Linked DNA regions of Homo sapiens: region 1 is linked to region 2. The links are chromatin loops, found by intact Hi-C in ENCODE. Cell type or tissue: thyroid gland. All regions are shown on one strand. Links, peaks and the distances in the headings refer to the core of each region. The heading gives the core; the rest is flanking DNA.

Evidence for each region. Peaks named below come from ENCODE experiments on the same cell type or tissue, not always from the same donor. Only the 100,000 strongest peaks of a DNase experiment are listed, where the experiment ranks them.
Region 1: it touches region 2 in a loop (2.4-fold over the local background); 12 of 110 quality-filtered maps call a loop at or near these places.

The regions. Positions count from the first base shown.
Region 1 is chr11:117,617,787-117,627,627 of GRCh38, forward strand. All of the region lies in intron 3 of DSCAML1 (DS cell adhesion molecule like 1), which reads right to left. Among named protein-coding and RNA genes, the nearest start is that of DSCAML1, 170 kb to the right of the region's middle. RefSeq lists an enhancer at 1-27. In thyroid gland, for the core only: a CTCF peak has its summit at 3,651; no DNase peak of the experiment used is centred there; H3K27ac peaks cover 911 bases.
Region 2 is chr11:117,432,650-117,443,752 of GRCh38, forward strand. It overlaps DSCAML1 (DS cell adhesion molecule like 1), which reads right to left. Exons shown (of 33, transcript NM_020693.4): 22 at 7,170-7,287; 23 at 6,617-6,780; 24 at 6,236-6,334; 25 at 5,246-5,434; 26 at 4,473-4,760; 27 at 2,995-3,150; 28 at 792-822; 29 at 489-607. Among named protein-coding and RNA genes, the nearest start is that of CEP164, 110 kb to the left of the region's middle. RefSeq lists enhancers at 2,726-2,775, 5,060-6,034, 9,907-10,887. In thyroid gland, for the core only: no CTCF peak of the experiment used is centred there; DNase peaks (open chromatin) are centred at 5,372 and 5,892.

The sequences.
Region 1 (9,841 bases), core at 313-8,312, 180 kb after region 2:
ATGGTGGAGCTAGAAAAGAAATGCCTCGTGTCACACTTCACTACACTCTGTGCCTCCCCTCGCTACCCCCTACCAGGTAGGAGGAGGGGTCGGCAGGGCCAGGTCCTGCCACTACTTGTTGAAGGACACACTGTCTGTCCATGCCCAGGTAACCATGCAGGACAACACCACCTGAGCACTTGGCAAAGACTCGTAATAAACTAGATCTATAATAATGTCTCTCTCTCCCTCTCCCTCTCTCTCATCTATGCTACCTTTGATCTCAACAATACCTATTTCAGGATGACTTCTCATTCAAAAAGGACAATTGCCTAGGGACATGAAATTCAGAGTTACTTGAATGAAATTTTTAAGCTATTCAATACAGCTCCTTTCATAAAGTTATAGACATGCAGGGTTGGAAAGGGCCTAACCTCATTCAATGGTTGAATGGCTTCTCCAACATTCTGCCAGATGGTTGTTGAGTCTTTGCTGGAACACCTCCATTGATGGGGAGCTCGCTACCATCTAAAGGCATCCATTCCATTTTAAGATAGCTTTAATTATAAGAAAAGTCTTCCATATAATAGAGCTTAAATTTATTTCCCTGGAACTTCCACCTGCTGGTTCTACCCTTTGGAGAATAAGTGAATTCCTTCTTTCATATAACAGCTCTTCAGTTTTCAACACCTGTCTATGACTCACACTCTCCCCAGCCACCCTGAGTCTTCTCTTCCGCAGGCTGACAATGCCCACTTCCTATAACCTTTTCTACCATTCCAAGCCAGCTTCAGAAACCCATCCATCAGAATAGTGCTGCAAAAAAATTCTAGCCCTACAATAAAATATCCCTAAAGTGTCCATGTGACTTTCATCATCTCTTTATAGTGCCTTTAGGTTTGGTTTAAAAAAAAAAAATCTGTCTTTGCAGGAAAATAGATGCTTCTATTTGAGCTGGGGAAACAAGGAGCAGGGAGGGAGGGGGATGCATTTCAGTGGGCCAAGGAGAGCACAGGGTTGAGGAATGGGATCTCTTGCTACGGAGGCTGTGTTAAGCGGCCCAAGACCAGCACTTGTGGGCTTGTCACTCAATGCCCCTTAGGACAGCCTTAAGTGCCACTACCGCTCACTGGGGGTGTTCTCAGGAGACAGGGACCTTCCAGATAGGGTTGCTGAATACTGCAGAAGGCGAGCTCCTTTGTCTGCACAATCCCAGGATCAAGCCTTCCCCAACGCACCCAGCCCCAGCCCAGCTCAGTGAGCCAATTCCTGACCTGGCTTCTTTGCCTTTCTCTCTGTTCCCTCCCCAGCTCCACTTTTGCCTTTATGGTTCTAGCTCGGGGCGCCTGTGCCCAGCCCATCTGTTCAGTCCCATATGCTTCCCGTAAGGGCTGCCAAGTCGGCCCAGTGCTCAGTGACTCTACTCCAGCCCCTGGTGGCTGGTCTCAGGCTTTCTCTATCCAACCTGGTCGCTAGGAAACAGCCTTGCTACTGCATCAAGGCCAGACCTGGATGCTGTCATGGTACAGCAGAGGCGTGGCTATTGGCCTGGGGCACCCGATGGGCACCCAAGACCAACCTTCCTCAGGGAGTGCCCCTGGGTCAGGAGGGCCTGGCCTCAGGAGGTTTGCCCTCAGGGCCCACATCCCTGGAAAGGTGCTGGTGAATAAGACCCTCCCAGGCTGGAGGGTCTATACTTGGTAACCCTATAGACCACAGAGTGGAGAAATATTTCAGAAAAATTAAGATTTGGAGGAAAATGGAAAATATGTTTAATCTCTTTTTGTACTCTTTGCAAATCTGTAGTTCCCTTTTCAGCTAAAGAACTTAAAAGTGAATTATGGATAACATATTTTGATTCCAAAATGTTCATGTTGGTACACTTAAAGGGGTATAAATGAAGATTTGAAAAAAAAATGGTTACATTTTGGGAAAGTAAGGTTTTTCTTGTTTTATCTCATCCTTTTTAGTTGATGGAGTAGTAGATTATAGATACATCTTTCTATGCTTTCACACATTTATAGCAGGTCACAGGGCACCTTGTTTATGGCCCCTTTCTACAACAAATTCTTGTGGCAGGTCACTAAGAGGCATGATGCAGGGGCAATCATGTGGACTTCGGAGCAAAATACCTAAGTTCAAATTCTGACTCTTCTATGTATTAGCTTTGAGACCCCAGGGAGCTTTATTGAGCCTACGTGGGAATAATAATTTCAATTCCATAAATTGGTGAGAAAAATTAGCTAATTTAAGAAAAATTAGCAAATTTCGTGAAACATCTTTAGTACGGTGCTTGGTACACTGGAGACAATAAACATTGCTGAGTAAAAACAGCCTGGTGGATTACAGCCCAGTGACTTTGAGGTCCCATATGTGAACGATTCCTAAACTGTGCCACCCTTTCCAGAATGGCAGATAAAGCCCTGGCTAAAACTCTTAAAGTAGATGAGGAAGCAGCTCCAGCCGGCCATGATCCAGCTTCCCCATACAAAAGAGAACCAGGTCTGAATTTCATCAGCCACCGACAGTGGAGAGCTAACAAATTGTTCTCTTTACCCTACCAGTACCTGTAAACACTGCCAGCTCTCTCTCCCTCCTCCTCCTCCCCTCTCCTCTCTTTCTCTGTCCTCCACACCTCCCCTAAGATTAGATTGGATTCCAGTTTTATAAGGCCATTCTGACACCTACAGCCAACCAACTGCTCCACTTAATAGGAACGACACTGTGACTGAAATTAACTCCAGAGGGGAGATTTCCAAGCCATTGCTCAGACAGGCTTGTCTGTTTGCCACCCGTTTGGACTGGGGCCCCCTACTTTGCTGCACCTTCTCCTGCGGCTGTCCTCTCCTCCCGCATGTCACAGAGAAAATATCCTTGCTCCTATAAACCTGTTTTAGGCCTGAACAGGCAGCATGGGATGCCCTCCCCATGGGGGCAAGTGGAGATCAAACACAGGATGAAGAGTCTGTGTGAAATACTAGAAAGAGTGGACTTGGAGTCAGACAGATGAATTCCAATTCCCTTTTCATCACTTATTAGCTGTGTGACCTTGGGCAAGTTACTAAACCTCTCTGGGTCTCAGTTTCCACAGGTGCAAAATGGGTACAATAATAACTACTGTGTAGAAAAATTGTGAGAATTAAGGAAGGTAATGCATGTAAAAGTGCTTCATGTAGTACCAGGCATACATAGTAGATACTTAATACACGACAGTTCACTTAAAGTCCAAACTTCAGCTTTGAGCAGAGATACAAAAATCTCCCAGGTTGCAAGAAATGTCTTCATTTCAGCTAAATGGTTTACTGTCTATGGACATGGCATCTGGGATGATTAAGCTGAAGATGGGAAATACCTGTGCTCCATTCAAAGCCCAGCTCCAAATTTGCCTCCATTTAGAAGTCTTTGCTGAAAGAAGGCTTCTACCACTTACTAGCTGTGCATTGTCAGGCATGTTACTTAAAATATTTTAACAAGTTTTATTACTCTTTTTATTGGTTGTCCTTTAGCACTTATGAACACATTTGAGACCATACAGAAAGCTCAATTCTAAGTAAATATGACAGGTGGATGCTTAATTTATATACTGCTAGAAATAAATTTATTTGCTAATGTTTGAAACCCTAGAGTTAAGTAATTTTCAGGTGGCTCAGTGGTGACACCTATCTGTGAAGTCTGGTGCAGCAGATCAGCTCTATCAGACATGGAACATTTTAACCAAAGGGGAAGGCAGGGAGGATAAGTGGTGCTTTAAGAGTGAAGCCAGGGGATTCTGAGTCTCAGGAAAAGGAAAAGCAGGTCCATTTTCTTTAAAAAATGTTAATGTACTTGCATCTTGTTATTCAACTGGACTCTAACATTCCAAGAATATGGCTATATATATTTTTTTGGGGAAAAGAACTTAGCTATGGAATTAGAAGCTGGGTTCTCTCATGAATTGGCTGTGCTGTTTTATGCAAGTTGTACAACATCACAAAACCTCATGATCTTATCTATATGCAGGAGGCAATATTTACCTCACAGGACTATTTTAAAGGTGAAACAAGACAACGTGTGGAAGAATCTGCCATGTATTAGCTAGGTGTTGTGGGTAAGGTATGTAGCCTCCTTGGGCCTCAGTTTTCTGATTGAAAAGTGGGATTGTCAAGAGGTTACCATGAGGATCAATGAAAGGACGTGTTTCATAAAAAGTTTTCTATACATTGAAATATTATTTTAATATTTACTTATTACTATAGCAAGCACACTACAAGGTCTGAAACTTAGATGACCCTCAGTCCATGTTTGCTGGATGAATAAATGGTGGAATGAGAGACCATTTGCCTAGTCCAGGCTTGGATGTTTGCCAAAATGAGGACCCCTTTAAAAGGAGAAGAGGACTGATGATATTAATACCAGATTTTTTTTCCCAGCAGATCCATATTTAGCTTTGTCCATCCCAAAGGGCTGGTGGCCTGGAAGCTCTGCAGACATGAATGAGGCGGCTTTGTGCTGTACCCTGCTTCACCATGGAGACACACACCTGCTGTGGTGTAAGATGAAGAAGCTGAGAAGCCGCCATCTGTAAGATGTAAATTTTTATTTGTCTTCCAGGAGCAGGGGCAGGTTGTACCAAGTTGCCCTCCCTTGCTTCCCCCTGTGATTGATGGCACAGAGTTAGGCTGGAGCTGGCTGGCAATGGTGGTGAGCCTATAAAGCTAACAGCTCATGTGCAGATCCTGCACATGGGCCTCTGAAAACATTGACCTCACCGATGAGCCTGACTGTTCTCCGCAGGCTCACATGGACCATCCTTCACACGTGCATTCTGGGGCTCTCACTCCACTCCAGAGTCCTGGAGGAAGGGGGCTGTTGTTTCTAGTTTATGTCTGGTTTCTCCTGGCATATTCAGTTCTGAAGGACCAGAGCCCTGATCCACTGGGGATGACGGGAGCCAAAGACCCAGACTCTTTAGCAAAACTGAAGCAGGTCAAGTTCAAGTTCATCTCAACTACCTACATTTTGGTGCTCCTCGTTCTCCCCCACCCTCAAGGCACCTGGCATGCGGACATTTCCCATGCTGCACTTCTAAAGGATCCTACGGGTAACAGATTCAATAAGTAATACAGATTATATATAAATAATTATGTTTACTGAGTCCATACTATGTATTAAATGCTGCAAGGTGTACACATATAAATGCTCTTCTACTGGGCAGGCTAGGGTAGCCATTATGAGTGCTGACCTTACACTAGGCAGGTCTCAGCCCAAATCCTGCTTCTAGCACTTATTAGCTCTACGGTCTCAGGCAGGTTATTTAATATCTCAAAGTCCTATGCCTATGCCTTCTCTCTCCTATGAGACATGAGAACCCTGGCTTCTCGTCAACTAGCATCAACTGAAATCTCCTGCCATGTTTAAGGGCATCTGTGTCTAACATGCTAAACTCTTTTTTTTCTTTTTTCTTTTCTTTTCTTTTTTTTTTTTTTTTTGAGACAGAGTTTTGCTCTGTCACTCAGGCTGGGAGTGCAGTGGCGTGATCTCAGTTCACTGCAACCTCCACATCTCAGGTTCAAGTGATTCTCCTGTCTCAGCCTCCTGAGTAGCTGGGATTACAGGAGTGCGCCATGACACCAGCTAATTTTTGTATTTTTAGTAGAGACAGGGTTTTGCCATGTTGGCCAGGCAGGTCTCGAACTCCTGACCTTAAGTGATCCATCCGCCTCGGCTGCCCAAATTGCTGGGAATACAGGTGTGAGCCACTGCTCCTGGCCTAACATGCTAAACTTGCAGTGGAAGGCCCCTTAGCATGGGATCTAGGGTTAGATAGTCTTAGCTCTGTCACTCACCCGTTGTGGAACCTTGGGAAAGTGAAATAAACAGAGCCAGTTTCCTTGCCTCTAAAGCTCTAAAGTGGGGATAATAGTAACACCTACACCTCATCATATGGTTATAAAGATTAAATTAATCAATGCCTCTAAAAGACTTAGCCTGGCCCCTGCTATATAGCAAATGTTCAATAATTTTTGGTTATTATTGTTAACCTCATCTCCCAATAGACGAGGTAGCCCAAGATCACACACCTGAGACTTGAACCCAAGTCTTCTGACACTGAGACCAGTTAGGTACTTCCATCACAGAATGCTGACTCATCTGAATAACATGTGTTAAGACACTATTGGAGGATAATGGCTTGCTGTTCCCCTGCATAAAAACATAGTTACAATTTCACAGGAGCTGTCAAGCCTTTAGTGCAAAGAGAATAATAATGGGCACCCAGGTACCATAAAGGACAGGTGGGAGGGAGAGCTCTCTGTGCAGGAGGAGCAGTGAAAAAATAGAACAGGTTACCTTCACTAAATGATTAACTTTCTTTTTACCATTTGTTGGTTTCAAATTAAAATAAGTCTAGCCAACTTGCAAAGCCACCCACCAGCTTCAACTTGATTGAAATCAGCTGAATCGGAATGACAGCATCACAGGCGTTCACAGAGATCAGGGGGAAGGATGGGGAGCAGAGCCAGGAGGGGCCACCTCAGCGAGGCCTGCAACAGGAGGTGTTTATTCTTTAGGCCCCTAAGAATGACTGGAGTCATTCCTGACCTTGTGGCTCTTGATAGAGTAGTGAATGGAAAGGCACTATTAATCTGCAAATAGAAGGGGACTTGGGAGCTCAAAACCTGTCTGTAAATAAGCTTTGAGGGGGCGAAGGTTGGAAAGTCAGTGCATTACAAGTTTAAAGCATCAGGTGCACTTGGATTTGGCCCTTTTGGGTTTTGTGTTTTGGCCTTTTTTTATGGCTTGAGTATGGGTGAGATAGTCCTTTATTATGATAGGCACTCACATGCGCACTCGTGGCCCCAGATGAGAGCCTGGAAGTCATCACCTGGCCCTTTAACTTGTTCACTCCTAAGCCTGGCCCCAGGAGCACTCTTCTCCCTCCTAGATGTTATTCTCCTTCAAAAGCTCCTTCCTCACTCCCACGGAGAGACCTGGTAAGCCCTGGGGTCAAATGCAACCCCCAGCTAGAATCATTGCTTCAGGAGCCAGCCCATTGGGAAGAGAAGACATCTAGCAAAGATTTCTCTGGCAGGGGCACAGATTAATTTGTGGCTTGGCAGAGGAGAGACAGAACAAGAGTTGGGGAGGCAGGGTTGGATTTTGGGTCTAGATTGGTGATGTTTGAACTTGTGTGCACATTGGAATCACCCAAGGAGCTTCAAAACCCACCCATGCCTGGTCTCCCGCAACATACTGTAATTTAATTGGTCTGGAGTGTGGCCGGGGCTTTGGATGGTTTAAGAGACCCCCAGGTGATTCCAACGTGTGGTCAGGTCTGGGAATCACTGGTCTGGGACTCCTACAGAGAGGGAGTTCTGCTTCACCCCTAGTCTCTACCTCTCCCACCCCAGACACATGTATTCTCTGTGGGGGCCTCATGGGTTGCTGGAGTGAGGAGTCCAGTTGAGCACAACCACCGAGTAAAGGGATTTCAGGCCCGGGGAAAGTACCCTCTGGCTTTCAAAACACCTCTCCCACCTACTTCCTAACACCTGCAGCTCCTTCGCAGGGACAAAGCTCTTTATTCCACAATGAGAGATAAGGCTTAAAACAGCAATGCCCTTGGGAGAAGAAGGAGAGTGACTCACATTCATGCTAAGCTATAAATGACTGATGAGCAGGGGAGAGAACACTGAGCCATGTTGACAGCCTGACGCAGGGGAGAAGTGTGAACATATTCAAGCTAGAGGGGCCCCCTCATTTTAGAAAGGAGGAAACTGGGTCCCAGTGGTGTGACCCAACATGGTCAAGGCCATCTGTTCAGCAGGTCAGCCCTAGCGTCCAGGGCAGAGAGGATGCTCTTCATACTTGGCACAGCTTGAGGTAGGGCTGGCCTTGACTGTCGAAAATGAAGATGCCTCCTGCAGGCGTCTCCATGGTAGATCTCTGTATCAGACTTTGCATTGCCCCAAAATGCTGTTGGAAAATGTGTCAGGCATTTTCTTACTAACAATGCCTGTGGGTGCTACTGGCATTTAGTGGGCAGGGTCCAGGGACACAAAATAGCCTGTAATGTGTGGGGCAATCCTGCCCAAGGAAGTACGGTGCAGATCCAAATGCCATCAATGTCCCCTATCAGAAACACTATTAATCCTGGGGCTGTGGCAGTCTATGAGGCGCATCTTCCCCTAAAACCCATGACAGAAGCGCTGGTCCCATGCCTGTGGGCATGGTCTGGACATCGGTGGAGGAGGCATTTGTCTCCAGGTAGGTTCTATGGACACTTTGAGGCTAGTGCCTGTGCAGCTGGGTTTCCCACAGGCCTCTGGGACATTGCCCCATTATCTGGAGCTGAGCTCTGGGTACAGGGATGCTGAATACCCTCATACCAGAGCTCCAGGCCAGAGATTAAAAATGCCTAGTGGGCGGTGTTTAGCACAGCCCACTCTTGCTGAGACCCCCCCCCCTCCTTCTTCTGGCATGAGACCTGGTCAAAGAATCAGCCCAAGTTATCACCTGCCCCTGCTCAACCTTGGTCCCCTGGGGATGCTACACAAAGTAAAGGGCTTGCCTAGAAAGCTACTCCTTAAGCAGAAAGGACCCTGTGCCATGTTGCCAGGGCCCTGAGTAGCAAATGTAGGCATTTCATGCTGCTGCCTGATTGCTTTCAGGGGTGCTCCACTCCTCTTAATCCAAAGATTTATACTTTCTTGATTTGATAGTGGGGCAAAGTTAGATGAGTGGGCCATTATCAGGTAGTTAAAGAGTCCAGGCTGTTCGCTTCACTGGGGCAGTCATGTCTCCTCTCTGGGCCTCTGTTTCCTTATTCATAAAGGGTGCTGGTCATGCTGCCTGCCTTCTCATGGAACGGGCATAGCACATCAAAGCATGTGGCGGATTCTCGAGCTGTACCCAAACAAGCGCTCTCTATGCAGGAGGCGCTTATTTTCCCATCATCATTGCAGGCACCCACTGTCCCTATGTCTCCAGAGCCCCACACCTTGGACCACCCCACATCCCTGGACTACTGGCCCCAGGGACCGCCCTGACATTGTGACCACCTGGGACAAGACTCAGAGGGCCTGGCCATGAGCGGCAGGTGCAGAGTAGGGGCAAAATCTCATCCTATGCTCCACGGTGCCTGCCACTTGCTGACCACCAGCACCCTGATCCTCCAGGAAGGAAGAGAGAGGGTGGAAACCCGCAAAAGAAATCAGCCAGGCCTGAGTTCTCCAGGCAGTGGTGCCTGCGAGACTTTACATTCAGGAAGCTTAGCTGACATTTATGGCGGGAAGTTTTATTTCTGTGGTAAATAACCTCGAATGGTATAGGTCATTAGACTAATAACAGCAGATAATTAATTTTCTAACTCTTTTTTAAGCTGGCCACATATTACAAGAGAAATATAATTTATTCTTTTTCTTCTCTTGCGGATGTGACCGTGCTTATCCCGTTGTCCTGCCCATCAGAACGGAGATGGCGGGAGTTTTCCCTTCCGCCCCCGGTCTGCTAAGACACTGTTAGAGGTTACAAGTAACCCCGCCTCTTCTTCTCCCTCCTAGACGTTATTCTCCTTCAAAAGCTCCTTCCTCACCACCATCTGAGGTGGGTTTTCATTCGCCCTGCCCTGTTTCCCATGGGTCTTGGGCACAGGGGCTGGTGCTGATTTCCAGGGCTTTGACTGAAGGCCTCTATGTCGTCCCCAGCCTGAGTACAATGCCGGGAGAGGTGCCCAGTCGCACTGCTCGCAGCCCCACATCACCACACTCGTGCCTTCCCCTGAGCCGCTGCACCCACCATTCCCTACGGCCCAGTGCCTGGGCCCCTGCTCTCTATGTAAAGCCCGTCTGCTGCCCGTGGCTTGGTTCAGCTCCTCCGTAACTGA
Region 2 (11,103 bases), core at 2,066-10,065:
TCTGTTGCCCAGGCTTAATTGTGATCACTGCTCACTGCAGCCGCCTCAATCTCCTGGGCTCAAGCTATCCTCCTACCTCAACCTTCTGAGTAGTTGAGACTACAGGATGTGTCATGCCTGGCTATTTTTTTTTTTTTTTGTGGTAGAAATGGGATCTCACTATGTTGCCCAGGCTTGTCTCGAACTTCTGGCCTCAAGTGATCCTCCCTCCTTGGCCTCCCGAAGTGCTGGGATAACAGGCATGACCCACCAACCCAGACTTTATCCAATGTTGAGTCACAGAAAGGCCAGCAATTCCCTCCGTTGGACAGAGGAGGAAAATTAGCCCTTGAGAGAAGCCACAGTGAGTTCTAAGGTTGTTGAGTGGTTGATGGGGCTACTGCCAGAACCCTGGGCACTGCCATGAGGGTTGGTGTTTGACTTCCATGGGTTGTAGCCTGGGGAAGCACACCCAGCAGGACAGGGAACTTGTGGCACCTGTCACTCACCCAGTTGCTTGATGCCTTCTTTGTCCTCGATGAGCAGCTGGACCCTGGGGATGTCAATGTGTAGCCGTGGGCCCTGGGGTGGCCCTTTCACAGGGGTGTCAAAGCTTCTATTGTTCTTGCTGTGGGGAGAAAGACTGGAGGTGGTGGCTCAGCAGCCATAAGGGGTTGGGGAAGGGGGCTCTGCAGGACAGTGGGATTTTAGAAGCCTGCCTCCTATTCTGGGAGTTCAGAGCGAGGCTCCTGGGTCCTCCTCAGGACAGAGGGGAGAAGGGAGGAGAAAGGAAGCAGCTTGGTGATACCCACCTTATCAACATTTCTGCCAAACTCTTTGCATCTGCAAAACAGTAGAGGGAGAGGAGGGCTGGGTGAGAATGAAGTTTGAACAGGATGACAATGGGAGAGGCATGGGAAACAAGGTGGAGAATTCCTTAAAATGGGGCCAGGGCTGGTCTCCTAAGAAGCAGAAGGAGAAATGTAAGGACCTACAAAACAGCCCAAAACATGACGCGGTTTCACTGCTCCAAATTCAGGATTTGGCTCAAGTCTGTTTTCCTTTCTTCAAATTTTATCTAATTGAGAGAACCTTCCCAAAGCACTGGGGGCATAGCAAGTGCCTCATCTGCTTCATGAATTGACTCTGCTTAAACACAACACCATAACAGGCTGGAAATGGATATCAGTGGAAGATTTATCTTCAGTTATATCTTGTGGAGAGGAGAGAGTGGAGGATGTAGTAGAGGTGGTCAATGGGAAGCCCCAGATGATTAAACTCTCATATCAACCAAGAGGCTTCACTTCCTCCTCTGGGGCCTCTGTCCCCAAAAAGTCCATGGATGGATTTTGTGGCCCCTGCTTTGTCTCAGAGGAGCCTTGAATAAGATCAGGACTCTCAGGTTAGGAATTTGGAAGAGAGGAGAATTAAAGGGCCTAGTTAATTTATTAGACCCCTGATACCTGAGAATGAGCTGTCAGAATGAATCCCAAATAGCTGTATGCATGCATCTAACCATCCAATTGTCTGGCTATCCATTCACCCATCCATTGATCCATCCATCCATCCATTCACTGATCTAGCCATCCATCCATCTAACCACCTACCATCCAATTATCCATTCATCCATCCAACCAACCATTAATTCATCATCCACCTATTCAACCATCCATCTGTCTATCCATCCACCCATTGATTCAACCAGTAATCCATTCAACCATTCACTCATGAATTCAACATCCATTCAATCATTCTTATATTTATATGTTAAACCTTACATCCAACCACTCCTTTAACCATTCACCCAATCATTCCACAATTCCAATAGTTTTTCCATCCAGCCATCCATCCATCTTGTCATCCATCGATCTATCAGAATAGTCATCCATCCATCCAAGCATTTGTTCAATCATCTACCTATCTGTTCAACTATTCATATAATCATTATCTGGCCATTCAACAATCCATCAATTTATCCATCCATCCACCCATCTATTCATTCAGCCTTTTATTCAACCATCCTTACACCCAGCCATCTATTCAGCCATCCAGCCATCCTTCTATCTATACATCCTTCCATTCAACCATTTATTCAGTGATCCATTCAACCATCCAACCATGTAACTACTCACCACCCATCTAGTCATTCAATTATCCACCCAATCATCCATCCATCCATCCATCCTTCCATCCATTCATCCATCCAATCATCAACCATCCATTGAACCATCTATTCATCCATTTACCCAATTCCTGAACACAATAGGGAGCATTAGTCATTCCCTCTTCTGTGCTACTATTGTCTCCTGGCTCCTCACATTAGATGATAAACTCTGTAAGAGTATGGCTTGGCCGTTCTTTATTGATCTCTATAGTCTTGCAGTATCTATGATGAAGCAGACCCAATAAAAGTTTTCCAAATAAGTGAAAGTATATTTATGAAGCAACTAGTAGGTGCCAGACACTGTGTTAGGCTGTGGGAAAACTGAGGTAAATCAGACCCATTCACAGTAGACTGTGGCATCAGGTAATGGAAAAAGGGGATAATATTCAAAATATTTAACACCTGACATGGTGCAGAAACTGCCCAGTTAGAACTGAGCATTGTCCTAGAGACTACCTGCAGGTCTATTCTTTAGTGAATGGGTCCTAGGAAAGTTGCAGGGATCCCGTGAGAGGGGATGAAGCATCCAGTGTGGAAAGGAGCAACATCTGTTTACCAACCAACATGGAAATGTTTAAATATTTAACAATCAACATGGCTTTACCAGTGTGTACCTCTAAATATTAGCCCTGACTGGGGCAGGCACAAAGTCTTGGGGGCATAGAGGAGGAAGTGGTGAACGAAACCTTCTGAACTAAGGAGGTTTCAGAAAGTCTGAGTGGCTGCTCCTCCTTCAAGGGGACACAGGCACTCTGTATCATCCAGATGGTGCTGTGAGCCAGGGAAGGGGGGGGACAATGTGGCTGAGAGCCAACACCCCCTCCTGGAAGGCCCATAGGAAGCTCCCCCACCTCGGAGTCGCTTCAGCCGTTTCTCCTTCCTCTTCTTGCGTACGATGAAGAGCAGTGCCACCCCCAGTGTGGCCAGGATGACAGGGCAGCCGATGGTGAACAGCTTCTTCACATCATCCCCTTCACCTTGAGCAGACTTGATGGGTGGAATGGTGCCTGAATGAGGGCAAAGAATAGAATTAGATGTCCCTTATGAGCCAGGTGCTGTGCAGAACATCTCATGGGTGGGGCAGTCCTCTGACCTCTCTTGCTGCCCTTGGGCTCTGACCTCCACCTCCTGGCACAGAACCCTGGACTTCCCCTCTGCTCCCCAAATTCTGGTCCTATCAGGACAGCCATGAACAGTTGTGTAGTTTTAATATTGCATTTTATTAACAAAGTCCTGGTACTGTTGTAGAATTAGCCTAAAGTCTCCTGGAGTTAGTCTCTCGCCTGTTGAAGTTCAGTGCTCATTCCCAGAGAGTGGATTGATGGGCTTAAATTCTGATATCCAGCTGGGGTGGGGAGAACAAAGGGTGAAGCATGGTAGGGAGAAGTCTGGGCAGTGGACCCTGGGTTCTCTTCCCCAGATGGAGACAAAAACCACTACAAACCCTACATTCTCTCCCTGCTCACCCCTCCTGGGGGCCATATCTGTTAACCTGGGGCTCCTGTGGGGAAGCATGGCAAGTTCTCCTGCTGACATAACCCTCTGCCAAGCCCTGACCCTTGCCTGTTTCAGAGCTTTGCTTAAGAGTCACCTCCTTCATGAAGCCTTCCTTGCTTGAGTCCATCCCCTTTTAATACTGCTTTTATTCTGTTTCCTTAACACATAGGTAGACTTGTGACAATGGGCTTCTATGAATTCAGCCTTCCATGTCCCTTCAATGGATGTGTGTGTGTGTGTATGTGTGTGTATGTGTGCACGTGTGTATGTATCCCCATGTGGCAGATGCAGTTAGGAACTGGTAGTATGCCTTTTCTGTGGATCCTGGAGTCTCCATGTTCAAAAAGATGGTGGCCACTCAACCCTCGCAGGACTCCAAGAGAGCAAGAAACAAATCAGTACAGGGTTAAGCCACCAGGTTTTGGTATTTGCGACTGCAGCATAGGCTGTCCCCTCCTGGCTAATATTCCATATCAGCAGAAAGTTCTTAGAGGTCAGGACCTCAACCACACCTCTACCTCCCTTGTCACCTCCCTGAAACAATGCACAGTGATTGAGGACTGCAGCTTCAAAGACTCTCCATCTTTGGTATTACTGACCTATGTGTCTGTCCATCTGTAGTGGCCATTGGTGCATCTGCCCGCTTACCTGGCTGCAACAAACCTGATGTCCCCTTTGTCAGCCCCTTCACCTGCAGGCCAGCATTTCCCCCACCTGCATTCCTGCCTGTTTTTCTATTAGTCTGTCTCTTTATGTATCTGCCACTCTGCCCACTTCCTTCGCACCACCCTGCTCCAGCCTCTGTACCATCCCTTCCACCCTTGCGACTCACTGCCATCGTAGTCCAGGGTGGCGAACTGGGCTGTTTCATTGCCGCAGCCCGCACTGTTGCAAGCCCTCATGCGCAGCTCGTACCACGTGGCCTCTCGCAGTTCCGTCAGAAACACCTCCCCGGAGCTGTTGGCCCGGAGGCCCTGCCAGGCCCAGGTCCCCTTGGGCCGGTACTCCAGAACGATGGCTGTGATAGGGCAGCCCCCATTGTTCCAGCCCTGCAGGTTAAGCCGAGCATGCGTGGAGTTGATGTGGGTGAAGAGGTGTTGGTCTTTGCTGAAGGAGGGCTCTGGCAGGCCGGAGGGAGAGAGAGAGGTTAGAGAGATTTGGTGGGAGGCAGGACTGGACTGGGCTGGGCTGGAAAGGATTTCCCTGGGGCAGCTGGGATGGCAGTGGCTCCAGGAGAATACATGTTTGGCACAGATGGGGTGGGGAAGCCCCAGGGCGCAGAGGAGGAAGAGGAGGGGAGGGAGGAGAGGGAAGAAAAGGGCAGGGCCTGGAGAGGGGCCTCAGTAGAGGAGGAAGGGAGCTGGGAAGAGGCAAAGGAATGCCACCTTCGGCCACCCGGTGGGGAAGTGGAACTAGTTTTTCCTAATGGGATCCATCGGGACACTGTGGTGACGGGAAGGAGGCTGAGGCTCCTCCCTTCAGTCTCCCTGCATCCCTGGACCCCTCCTTCCCCACCCCAGCCACCTTACACCCCATACCTGGCCCCTCTAGCCCACCCTCCCTGGGCCCATCGCTCCTTCCCTGCCCCAGTGGCCTGGGCCTCACCCCGCCCGTGGGTCTTGGCCTCGATGATCTCGCTGATGCGCCCAGAGCCCACGCTGTTCTTGGCTGCCAGCTTCACCTTGTACCACGTGCCACACTTGAGGCTGTCCAGCTTGAAGGAGCGCTCGCTGGAGCTGATGAACACATCCTTCCACTCCTCGCTGTTGTCCACCGAGTACTGTAGCACGAAGCCTGCGGAGGGTAGGCCTGATTCAGGTGGGGGCAGGGCAGGGCAAGGCAGCAGAAGCCCAGCCTCAGGTACCCCAACAGGGGGCTGGGCTCCAGGCAGGGGGCAGAGTCAGGCTTTTGGTCATTGGAACGGGCATATGCTCCTTAGAAGCAAAATTGGAAGGATCAGCCCCAGTCAACTCTCTATGTTAAACCAACCAATCAACAAAACACTGTGAGGGCCTGGGGTCCAGCCCCCGGCGGGTCTGACGCTGTCACTTTGGTTCTAGTGTTAGGGGTTAGCGGCAGGTTCGGGAGGGGAGAAAACCAGAGTTGTGAGGCTCACAAGGGGTCCTGTCTAGATCTTCACTAGGATCTAGACACGGCCCCCTGAGCAGCAGGCTCAGAAGCACCTGGGGCGTGTTAGAAAGGCAGGTCCTCAGCCCCAGCCCAGAGCGCTGAGTCAGAACTGCATTGTTACAAGGCCCCTTGGTGACGCAGACGCACGCCCACACTTGGAAAGCACTGATCTAGTAGTCCATTTGTCTACTTCGACAGATTGGGAAACCCAGACTCAGAGAGGGAAACAGCCTACTCCAGGGTCACACAGCTCACAAGTGGCATTGGAGGGGCGGGCGTACTAAATCCCAGGTGCCTGGGCCATTGCAGTTCCCTTGGCACTTGAGTGACTTCCTTGTGGGTCACTTGGCCCCCAGATCGTTTCTGTCATTTGGAGACAAATGGCAGAAGTGGGTGAAGCCCCTTCCCTGCCCCGGGCCCAGAATTCCTTCCCCTATCTTCCCCCGCATCCAGACCCCTCCTCACCTCGGATGGAGCTGCCCCCATTGTCACCTGGAATCCAGGTCAGGGTGATGGACGAAGCTGAGGTTTTGGAGACAGTGAGGCGGGGCTGGTCCGGGGGAACTGTGAGGGGAAAGCCACCACCCCTTAGCACAAGGGCGGACCCTGTGATGGGGTGTGGGGAGTCCCCCCGTGACGGGAAGGTGCTGGCTCTCCCACACCCTCACTCCCACTCCCACTCCCCAGCTCTCCTGCCTCCCCTTCCATGTGCACCTCTGTTTCTCCAGAGGTCTGTCTCTCCCTTGGTTTGGCTTCTTCCATTCGATGACCCTCTCGCATGATGGAATCCCTACCCTTTCTCCATCCCTGTCCCCACCTGGGGTCACCTGCCTCACAGAGCCTCACCTTGCACCAGAAGGTTGACGATGATGGTGTCAAAGCCACCAGTGTTGGTGGCCGTGCACGTGTAGTAGCCAGAGTCCTCAGCCTTCACTGCACGCAGCAGCAGTGTGCCATTGGTGTGGATGAGCCGGTGCCCATCCATGGACACTGGAATGGCCGAGTCTTCACTGCCAGGGGCGAGGATGGGGCGGGTGGGTCATGTCAAGCACCCCTTCCTCCTGAGGCCCTCCCCCCGGTGTGTGACAAAGAGAGCTGGGGGTGGAAGGAGGCTCGCCAGGGAACGCCGGGTTCTTGGGGCTTTGCTCAGCACTCCCTGGGGGTATGAGGTAACCCAGCCTCTTTAACCATCCGGGGAAGGGAGGTCCTTGGCTCCCAAGAGGGGAGCCAGGAGGCCAGGCCTGCTTGAGAGAGCAGTAGCAGCACACCCTGCAGGGCCTCTGCAGGCCTGGAGGCAACCGGGTCACCAGGCAGGAGGGCCCCAGACTCTTCTCCACACCGCTCTTCTACTATATCCCTCTTTGGGGCCACCCCATCCCTCCACTGTCCCGACACACACCTGTCCTTGGTCCACTTCACAGCAGGGGCTGGATCTCCCACTGAATTGCAAGGCAGCCGAACATCTTTCATCCAAGGTGTTGTCACGGTGCCCCCAAAGGAGATGATCTTTGCTGGGGCTACAGGGAGGAGAGGATGAGGGCCACTCCACTTCTACCCCTGCACAATATCCTGGCCTCCTTCCTTAGGGCCCCCTGGATTTACAGTTCAAATCCTCCCTCCCCGATCTGACCTCCACCTTGGGCTTTTGGTGAGGGGTAGGTGTCAGGGAATATTGGCTGGGAGACATTGACTCAAGAAACATTGATGAAATACCAGTTATGGTCAGGATCACAAGAGGCTCTGAGGATTCAAAAAATGAGTATGATTTATTCCCTGTCCTCACGTTGATCACCATCCAAGAGGGAGACAGATACTTAAGGAAAAATTATAACGGGGCAAAATGCTATGGTAGGTGCAGGCACGAGGAAGCCTAGGGGTGCGAGGCAGGGGGAATGAATGCTGCCCATAAGTGGGCAGTGGAGGCAACGGCCGGGAATAGCATCTGGAATTGGAAGCTCTGACTTGAAGGTTAAGAAAGACTTTATAAGCAGGGAAGGAGACACATGTCAAGAAGAGGGAATAGCACTAAGCACAGACATGGAGACCTGAAGCTCACGGCAGCTGTGAGGGTTTGCAAATACTCTGGGGTAACCAAAGCTTGAGTCCAAGGGGACGGGCAGAAGTAGAATCTTGGGGGCTTTGTTGGCAGGGCCAGGAGACTGGACTCCCTCTTAGAAAGCCGCCACCAGAGGGTTATAAGAAGTGGTGTTGGACAGGCCTGGTGGCTCACGCCTGTAATCCCAGCACTTTGGGAGGCTGTGGCAGGCGGATCACCTGAGGTTGAAGTCAGAAGTTCAAGACCAGCCTGGCCAACATGGCAGAACCCTGTCTCTCTACTAGAAATACAAAAAATTAGCCGGGCACGATGGCAGGTGCCTGTAACCCCAGCTACTCGGGAGGCTGAGGCGAGAGAATCGCTTGAACCTGGGAGGTGGAGGTTGCAGTGAGCCGAGATCATGCCACTGCACTCCACGCTGGGTGACAGAGCAAGACTCTGTCTCAAAAAAAAAAAAAAAAAAAAAAAAAAAGGAGTGGTGTCCTCAGCCGATTTCAGATGCATCCTGGCTGCTTGCAGAGGATAGTTTGGTGGAGGGGGTCCTGGAGGACACAGAACGTGACAGGATGGTGGCCAGAATGCAGGCTGGAGGTGATGCGTAGCAGTGGGGAGATGAGGGGCTCAGAGCAAGAGCTGACAAAACTTAGGGTCTGGCTGGTTTGGGGGAAGAGAGCGGGGAGGGAAGGATGGCTCCCAGGATTCTGGCTGGGCCACCAAGGTGAGTGATGGCACCCTCATGGGAACAGGGCACACTGAAGGAGGGGCAGGCTTGGCAGGAAGGACCGGATGGCTTCATCTCATACTGAGTCCACAGTGCAGCCACAGCTGTAGCTAGACCACAGGTGGGTGCGTGTTCTGGAGCACCAGAGAGATGCCTGGACCAAAGACGCTGATCTGAGAGTCAGCAGGCATGATGAGGCCACAGGAGGGGATGCAGACTGACAGGGAAGTGACCAACTCTAGGATCAGCATGCACAGGCACAGAAGAGAGGACGGGAGTGTCCCAAGGGTGGTGGCGGAGGACTGGGTCAGCAGCATCACAGAAGGTGCGGGGCCACAGGTGCCCAGAGTGTGGTGGGTGGGTAAATGCATCTAGTGCCTGGGAGATCGCCAGGCCCAGATTTAAAGGAACCAAGTGCCCAAGTGCCTCAGAGAGTAGAGGAGGCCCATGGAGCTGGGGCCCTTCTTGGGGTGGAGGGAGAGTGAGAGTGAGGGAGCAGCTGAGAGGTTCAGGTGCATGGCGTGGGGGTGGGCTCCTGTGCTGGTCGTGCCAGGTGCCAAGGGGCTCTCAGAGCAGGGGAGTTCTGGGGTCTGCTTGGAGCAGTGGGGGCACCAGACAGGCCCGGCAGAGGGGTCCACATGAAGACGGCCTCCATGCGGGGGCGGTGAGAAGCCTGGGGGCTTTGTGGGTGTTCTCAGAGTTTCTCCAGAGATCAGGTTCCAGACCTGGTTTTGCCACAGGCTGGGGTTGGCTCCCTGAATCTGTGTCTCAGGGTGTGTGTGCATATGTGTGTGTATGTGTGGGTGTGTATGTGCATCTGCATGTGAGTGTGTGTATGTGTGTGTGTGTGTTAGTGTATGTGTGTGCGCAGATGCGTGTTTGTGCACATGCATGTGAGTGCATGTTGTGTATGTGCATATGTGAGTGTGCACGTGTATGCATGTGTGTATGCGTGTGTATATGCGTATATGCATGTAGTGTGTATAGTGTGTATGTGTGTGCATGTGTGCATGTATTAGTGTGTCTAGTGTGTGTGTGCGTGTGTATGCATGTGCATATGTGTGTGCATGTATTAGTGTGTATAGTGTGTATGTGTGTATATGTGTGCATATGTGTATGCATGTATTAGTGTGTATAGTGTGTATGTGTGTGCATGTGTGTATGCATATATTAGTGTGTATAGTGTGTGTATGCATGTGTGTGCACATTAGTATGTGTATGTGCGTAAATGTATGTGTGGGTCTGTGTGTATAAGTGTGTGCGCGTGCATATGCATGTGTTTGTGCGTGTGCACATGTATGAGTGTGCAGTGTGTGTGTGCGTGTGTGTGTATGGGGGAAGGGGGCAGGAGTGGTTGTCTTTCCCACCTCACAGGGCGGCTGTGAGGTGACGCTGTGTGAATGTGTTCTAGGAAGTCCACAGCTCTCTAGGACCGTGTTTATTTAATGCCCCCAGGAGAAGAGGCCAGCCTTCTGCAAAGATGCCCAGCCCTCACACTCCTGCCTCTGGGCCAGTGCTAGCTGTTCTGGAAGGGTGATAGGCTTTAGGCCCCTTCCCTTCCTGAAGAAGAGGTTGGTGGTAGGGGTTAGGGGGTGGTAGGAGGTGCTGAGGCTGTGTGGAAAGAGCCCTGACTTGGCGCTGGGAGAGCTAGCTCACTCCTTCCCGGTTGTCTTTGCAGCCCATGCCACTCCTGCCTCAGGTTGCTCAGCTGTGGAATGGGTCAACAAGCCCTGCTGGCAGGGCAGGTGGAAGCCCCTGGCCCACCGTAGGCCCTCGATCAGATGCTGGCTGGCTCTGAGCCCGCGGCAGGGTAGGGCTTGGGGCTCTTGTGTTTGGGCCAAGAGAAGCTTGAGTGGCCCCGGTAGGCTGGCCAGGCTGCGCAGGCACCACCTCCTCTCGTCTGGGCTGCGGTGGATAAGAGAGTGGGGGAGTGAGGAGGGGCCCAGGGAGGCCCAACGGCAAGTAGAGGACCTGCGGTCCTGGGCTAGTTGTGGCCAGTTCCTACGCCCCAGGGAGAGGCAGACGCTCAGCCTTGCAGCTCTACCTGCGCGGCTGCTACAGCTTGCCCTTGGGATGAGGCCTTGGAAGTGTCATTCCTCTGAAAAGTGGGGGTGCAGCCCCCATGGCACACCCATGTCCCGGTCAGAGATTCAGTGGGGCACTCCCTAAGAGGGTCTGATTCTAGCCCAGAGCCTTCCTTCACAGCACGCGCTCCGTAAAGGTCTGCGGATCGCAGGAATCCGCCATCGCTGGAATCACCCCTGCCCGGTGTCCAGTTCAGCACGGGGGCTCTCCTTTGAGCCTCAGCTGCTCTGTGGAAGCAGCACACCCGGCTGTAGCCACCTCTGGAGGAGCTGAGCATTGGGACAAAGGCCCGGCTTTGAATTGGGGGTAGAGGCGACTCCCCCTTTTTCAAGCTGGGAGTAGGGTTTGGACTCGGGAACTGAGTGCACCCTGTCCACCCGCCCCAGGCAAGAGCCGGAGGCAGCCTGTTGTGAGGCTTTGCTGGAGTCAGGGGGCAGCAGAGGCCCAGTCTTGGTGTGTGCGGGAGGCAGG